2 separate regions of the Homo sapiens genome follow, and region 1 is linked to region 2. A link is a loop called in an ENCODE intact Hi-C map of the cell type or tissue named here. Cell type or tissue: dorsolateral prefrontal cortex. All regions are shown on one strand. Each heading gives the region's core, and the rest is flanking DNA. Links, peaks and the distances in the headings are about the cores only.

Evidence for each region. Peaks named below come from ENCODE experiments on the same cell type or tissue, not always from the same donor. Only the 100,000 strongest peaks of a DNase experiment are listed, where the experiment ranks them.
Region 1: a loop joins it to region 2, with 2.1 times the contacts of the local background. A loop is called at or near these places in 1 of 110 quality-filtered maps.

The regions. Positions count from the first base shown.
Region 1 is chr9:69,394,079-69,396,993 of GRCh38, reverse strand. No RefSeq gene overlaps it. Among named protein-coding and RNA genes, the nearest start is that of ENTREP1, 70 kb to the right of the region's middle. In dorsolateral prefrontal cortex, for the core only: no CTCF peak of the experiment used is centred there; a DNase peak (open chromatin) is centred at 1,126; H3K27ac peaks cover 353 bases.
Region 2 is chr9:69,191,996-69,194,910 of GRCh38, reverse strand. The region is part of intron 1 of TJP2 (tight junction protein 2); the gene reads right to left. Among named protein-coding and RNA genes, the nearest start is that of TJP2, 19 kb to the right of the region's middle. In dorsolateral prefrontal cortex, for the core only: CTCF peaks have their summits at 1,363 and 1,564 (motif pointing right); no DNase peak of the experiment used is centred there; H3K4me3 peaks cover 533 bases; H3K27ac peaks cover 2,350 bases.

The sequences.
Region 1 (2,915 bases), core at 121-2,620, 200 kb before region 2:
ACTCTTAGTCCAGTTTTAGCAAGAATTCTGCTGAGTCAGTTTAGCAAAAATCTCCTATCCTTGGTATCTGATCACATTCCTCATTCCCTACCCTGATAGCTTATCACCCTGGCCTGCCTTCAGCAAGAATCCTAGTGACTTGGTGTATCAAGAATTGCCCCAGCCCTCACGTTTCCTCTTAGTACTTTTCTATCTACTGACCCCAACATTGCTCCTTGGCTGTATAAATCTCCACTTGTCCTGCTATGTTTGGGGTTGAGTCTGACCTTTCTCCCCTATTGCAGAACCCCACTGCGGTGGCTCCTGCTTGAATAAGTCTTCCTTACCATCTTTTTTTTTTTTTTTTTGAGATGGAGTCTCGCTCTATTCGCTCTATCGCCCAGGCTGGAGTGCAGTGGCACAATCTTGGCTCACTGCAACCTCCACCTCCTGAGTTCAAGCAATTCTCCTGTCTCAGCCTCCCAAGTAGCTGGGATTACAGGCACCCATGATCACACCCGGCTAATTTCTGTATCTTTAGTAGAGACGGGGTTTCACCATGTTGACCAGGCTGGTCTCAAACTCCTGACCTCAGGTGATCCACCTGCCTCGGCCTCCCAAAGTGCTGGAATTACAGGTGTGAGCCATGGTGCTCGGCCCGTTACCATCTTTAACAATAGTCAGGAATAACTTTTCATCAAGAATTCCCAGGATGGTGAACCATCTGCCACGTGAGCCTGTTTGATAATCAGGGATGAGGGAGCCTTCACGCCAGCCTCTGAGAAACCAGGCGTGTACCTGTTGGTCTCAAAGTCACCCTCTCTTGGCTCCTCCTCCTTGCTGGAGCCTTGGCACGGTTCAGCAGCCAAGAGGAAAATGGCTTTGCATTTGTAATTTGTGATTTGTGTGTCCCCTCTTCCTGCTCTGCATTCTACCCTCAGCCCCTGGCCCACAGCCTGGTACCCTGGAGCTCCATAAATACCTGTTGAGTGAATGAGAGGATGAAGGCTTCTGCAGAGAGAGAGTGGAAGAAAAGTGGCGTCTTTTGACTTCGGACTTGGCTTTCCTTGCAGAGGCCTCAGGGAGGAACAACACGGAAACAAAGATGGCCTTGTCCTGGGCCCTTCCCTCCCTGCCCCACTGTCCTCCTCTGCATCCTACAGCAGCCTGGGGGGAGGTGGAAATGGGCCCCTTTGTTCTGCTTCCAGAATTCCACTCCCACTGGGTGGAGGCCTGGCTGCAGCCCCCTCCTTCCTCTGCCAGTTCTTCCTAATCCTGAGCGACTCGCCAAAGCCTTGGATCTTCACACCGTGGGTCTCGCTGTGAGGACGGGCCTAAGCTCACAGGTAGCCTCAGAGACAGATACGGGTGCAGAGGGAAGAGGGGGTCCCCACCTGTTACCTCCCAGTCCTCTTCATCAGTGTCCCCAGGACCTATCACACAGGACAAATGAAACTGGGAGACGCCGTCTAGAGTGGGAACCCAGGTGAACACTAATCCAGTGTGGGCTGCAGACCTGTTTTTCCCTGGTCCCTGACATGAGTAAATTCAGAAAATGAGGGTAAGTGCTTTGAGATGTTAACATGATAGAGTACTTTACTTTTATGACTATTGAATCAAATAACTTTTCAAGGGTTTTAATGGATTATCAGACCATGGAAAGATACAGGAAACTTGAATGCATATTACTAAGTGAAAGAAGTCAGTCTGAAAAGGCTGTATAGTATCTGATTCCAACTGTGTGACATTCTGGAGAAAGCAAAACTATGGAGACTGTCAAAGGACCAGTGGTTGTCAGGAGTTAGGGGAGAGAGGCATGACTGGGTAGAGCACAGAGGATTTTAGGGCAGTGGAACTACTCTGTATACTACTACAGTGGTGGATACAGGTCATCATGCATTGTTCAAATTCATGGAATGGACGACACCAAAGGTTAACTCCAGCCAGAAGTGCTGGTCTCTTACCCCTGCCCCATTCTTAGCACTGGGCCTCAGTTTCCTTTCCTGCAAATTGAGGGGGTAGCATGATCTGACCTACCCAATTAGACAGTTCAGCAAATGTCTGGTTCTTTTGACAAATACAGGCAGCGTCTGGAAATTAGGGGCCATAGACTCCTCCTCCAAACCTCACCATCAAGATGCTCCAATGAAAGCAGGTCTTGGGCAATTCTGCCAGCCAGCCATGCTCATTGGCAAGGCTGCACAAAACAGTTTGTAAGCTTGGGGAAGTCCTAGCTGTCCTCAGATTCTCAGATACGTAGCTTGCTTGAAAGGTTGGGGTTCTGAAGGAGCAGCTTGAATCTCAGTCCATCCTGTGACAATCTCACAAAGTGGGGACCAGATTCTGATGCCTCATTGGGACAGAGGCAACAATGACTATGCAGTGCTCCTAGCTGGCCACATGTTGTGAACATTATTTACTTCACCAGTGAAAACTTATTTCAAACATCCCTTATGCTAATTAATCAACCCTCTGGTATAATTTTGATAACCACATTTGAAATGCTTTGTTAAAACCACTGGACTATGGATTCCTAAGGAACTCCAAAGGCGAAACAGCTGCCCTCGCTATATATGTTCAGTTAACCTATGAGCATGTGTATCATTATTAATGCTTAAGTATTTAAAAGTATATTACTACCCAGATGAACTAGGAAGGAGATAAATCACATGACTTCTGAGTTCCCTCCCATGCTAAATATATGTAAACTATTGTTATATATATATATGTTTCTGTGTTTTTTTTTTTTACTTTAATACTCCTTAAAGTCAGGGAAGGAAGGCAGAAATAGGTTTTCAGATTTCGCCATTTCTGAAGTTGCAGGGACAATTCCATGAAGCTAAGACAGGCCCCCCCTTGCTCCTGGTGTCCATCTAACTGATGCTCTCAGGCTTTATGCCTCCTTTCCTCTTCCAGTTGTCGCTGGCAATTTCTCA
Region 2 (2,915 bases), core at 265-2,764:
AACACATGCCTTTCCTATTAGAATTGGAGAATAAAGGCAAGAACCCCACCCTTTGGGTATTACGTAGCCAACCCCTGGGAGCCTGTTAAAAATACAGAATCTCAAGCCCTAACTTGGACCTACTGATAAAAATATGCATTCTAACTAGAGCCCCTATGTGATTAATATGCACATTAACGTTTGAGAAGCACCTCCCATCAGGGAGGTGACGGGGAAAATAATGTTTGAGAAGCACCTGTCTAGCAGTACTCTCCAACAGAAGTTTCTACCATGGTGACGATGTTCTATAGCTGTGCTGTCCAACACAGTAACCACTAGCCACATGTGGCTACTGAACATGTGAAATGTGGCTACTGCAACTGAAGAATGCAATGTTTAATTTTAGTTAATTTAAATTTGTAAATAGCAATATTTACTATATAATTAACCATATCCCTAGCAGTCATTTAAGCCATTTCCTTTTTTTTGCTAGTATAACTAATGCTATGGCAGACACTGTGTGCATATAGCTCCCCCTCCATATTTTGTAGTTAACTATAGATCAAACGGCATTTTTAAGCCTCTTCATGTGTAATGACCTATAACTTTCAGCAATTTACAGTGCTGCAACCATGAGCAGAATGCCAGGTATTAAGAAAAAAATAGTACTTATTTTCAAAAACAGTGAAATTCATTTTTATACTTTAAGAATCCTTTTGGTGTCTCTAAAATTTTTCCTGGGAAGGAAAAATAAAAAGGCTGTGGGAGCGCAGAGGAAGACTGTGAATTCCTTATAGAGGCACATGACAAAACTTAGTAAATTGATACTTTGAAAATACTGATTTAACCAGCTGTCAGTAAGAGACACAATAATTTTATTTTAAACCGTTAATCTATGGACAAGACTAAAAATCTTACAATTTATGGTTTCAACTGCATAAGTATGTTACATATTTAAAATACCATAAACGTAATAACTGAATGTGTTCTTGCATGGTATACTTAGCACAATGACCAATGCCCACTGCACCTAATGGAAATCAACAGACAAAAAGAAACAATTGCTCCATCATACTGGAACATACTCCATCCAGGCAGGGGGCAGCAAAGACAAGAGACAGGGAGGGGAAAGGTGAGGTTTCCTGTATCAAATGTGGAGCCAAAGCCATGCAAAAATCAACAAGCCTTCCTAATTCTTTTGACTTAATAAAACACAGCAGATGAAATTCAAGCAAGTTATAAAAAAAAAAAAAAAGTTCAGGTGTTTGAAATAGCCTTGTTTCTAAACTTAGAAAAAGACCTCATTATTCTATCTTGTATGCCATTATCACATAAACTGAGTGAAACTGACAGTCTGCATCCTTAGTCCATTGGTGACACGGGAAACTTCAGGTATGGGCTGACGTTTTTTTTTTTAATTCTGAATTAAACGTTATTAAGCTCCTCTCAAAAAGTCCGTACTTGCCTAGAAACAAAAATTACTGGCAGAAATTATATGTGATTTCAAAGCATAAAAAGGCACCCAATTTTCCTTTTTGTAGAATTTGTAGCTATAGGAAATCATCAAAGGCCACTGCCTGGTAACAGATGTATTATCCACTAGGTGGTGCAGTCATGCAGAAATAAAAAGGGAGAGACTGCCGGTTCCCTACGAATTGAAAATTTCAAAACATAATTTAGATGAAATTAGAAATAGACTTTAAAAATTACAATAAAAGCCAGGCACGGTGGCTCATGCCTGTAATCCCAGCACTTTGGGAGGCCAAGGTGGGTGAATCGTCTGAGCTCAAGAGTTCAAGACCAGCCTGGGCAACATGGTGAAACCCTGTCTCTACTAAAAATACAAAAATTAGCCAGGTGTGGTGGCGCACGCCTGTAGTGCCAGCTACTCAGGAGATTGAGGTGAGAGGACAGCTTGAGCCCAGGAGGCTCAAGTGAGCTGAGACTGTGCCACTGGACACTAGCCTGGGTGACAGAGTGAGACCACATCTCAAAAAAAAAAAAAAAAAAAGTGAGAGAGAAGGAAGAAAGGAAGACCCTGGCACTGATCACACCTGCAGTGATGGCTCTCTCAGAGTCACTGAGGCCAAGGGAACCATCCAAGGACTTAGCACCAATCAAGATCCCCTTGTCACTGTGAGGAATGAATAAAGCAACCCATAATGTCTACACCAGGTCCCAAAGCCACTGCTGCAGCACGCTACTGAGGAGTAGGTAAGAAACTGGCATTAGGGTATGCAACAGAAATGTTTACTAAACATTCTGAGAAACGGATGTACACACCAGAATAAGAACATATTGAAGGAAGAAACTGCACTATCAAGAAATGTTTATCTGAAGGAGAGCAACAAACCACCACCAAAAACTGTCTAGCGAAAGAAAATCCAAGCAAGAACTTCTACAGCATTTGCCAAGATGAATTAGGCTTTTGCTTCCTCTTGGGGCCTGGAGACCAAGAGACAGACAATGTCAAACACACCAAGCTTTCTCCGACTGCTCCAGTTTATAAGTAGTTCAAGTTCCTGGTACGCACTAGCCAGCTGTATGATCTCTAGGTTCTCTAAGCATCCAGTGAATAACACTCACCTCACAGGGTTCTTGGTGAGGATCAAGTGAGAATTTAACATGAAAGTTTTTTTTTTCTTTTTTTGATACAAGTTCTTGCTATGTTGCCCATGCTGGTCTTAAACTTCTGGGCTGGAGCAATCCTCCTGCCTCAGTCTCCCAAGCAGCTGGAATTACAGGCATGTGCCACCATGCCCAGCTTTATGTAGAGGTTGCTATAAACTGTAAAGTACCACTCAAATGAGGGGTGTTTCTAATATTAATATAAGCCCCACTGTAGCAACGGCAATCAACAGTGGTATAAGCTTAATATAAGATTTAAAACATACGGCTGGGCATGGTGGCTCACGCCTGTAATCCCAGCACTTTGG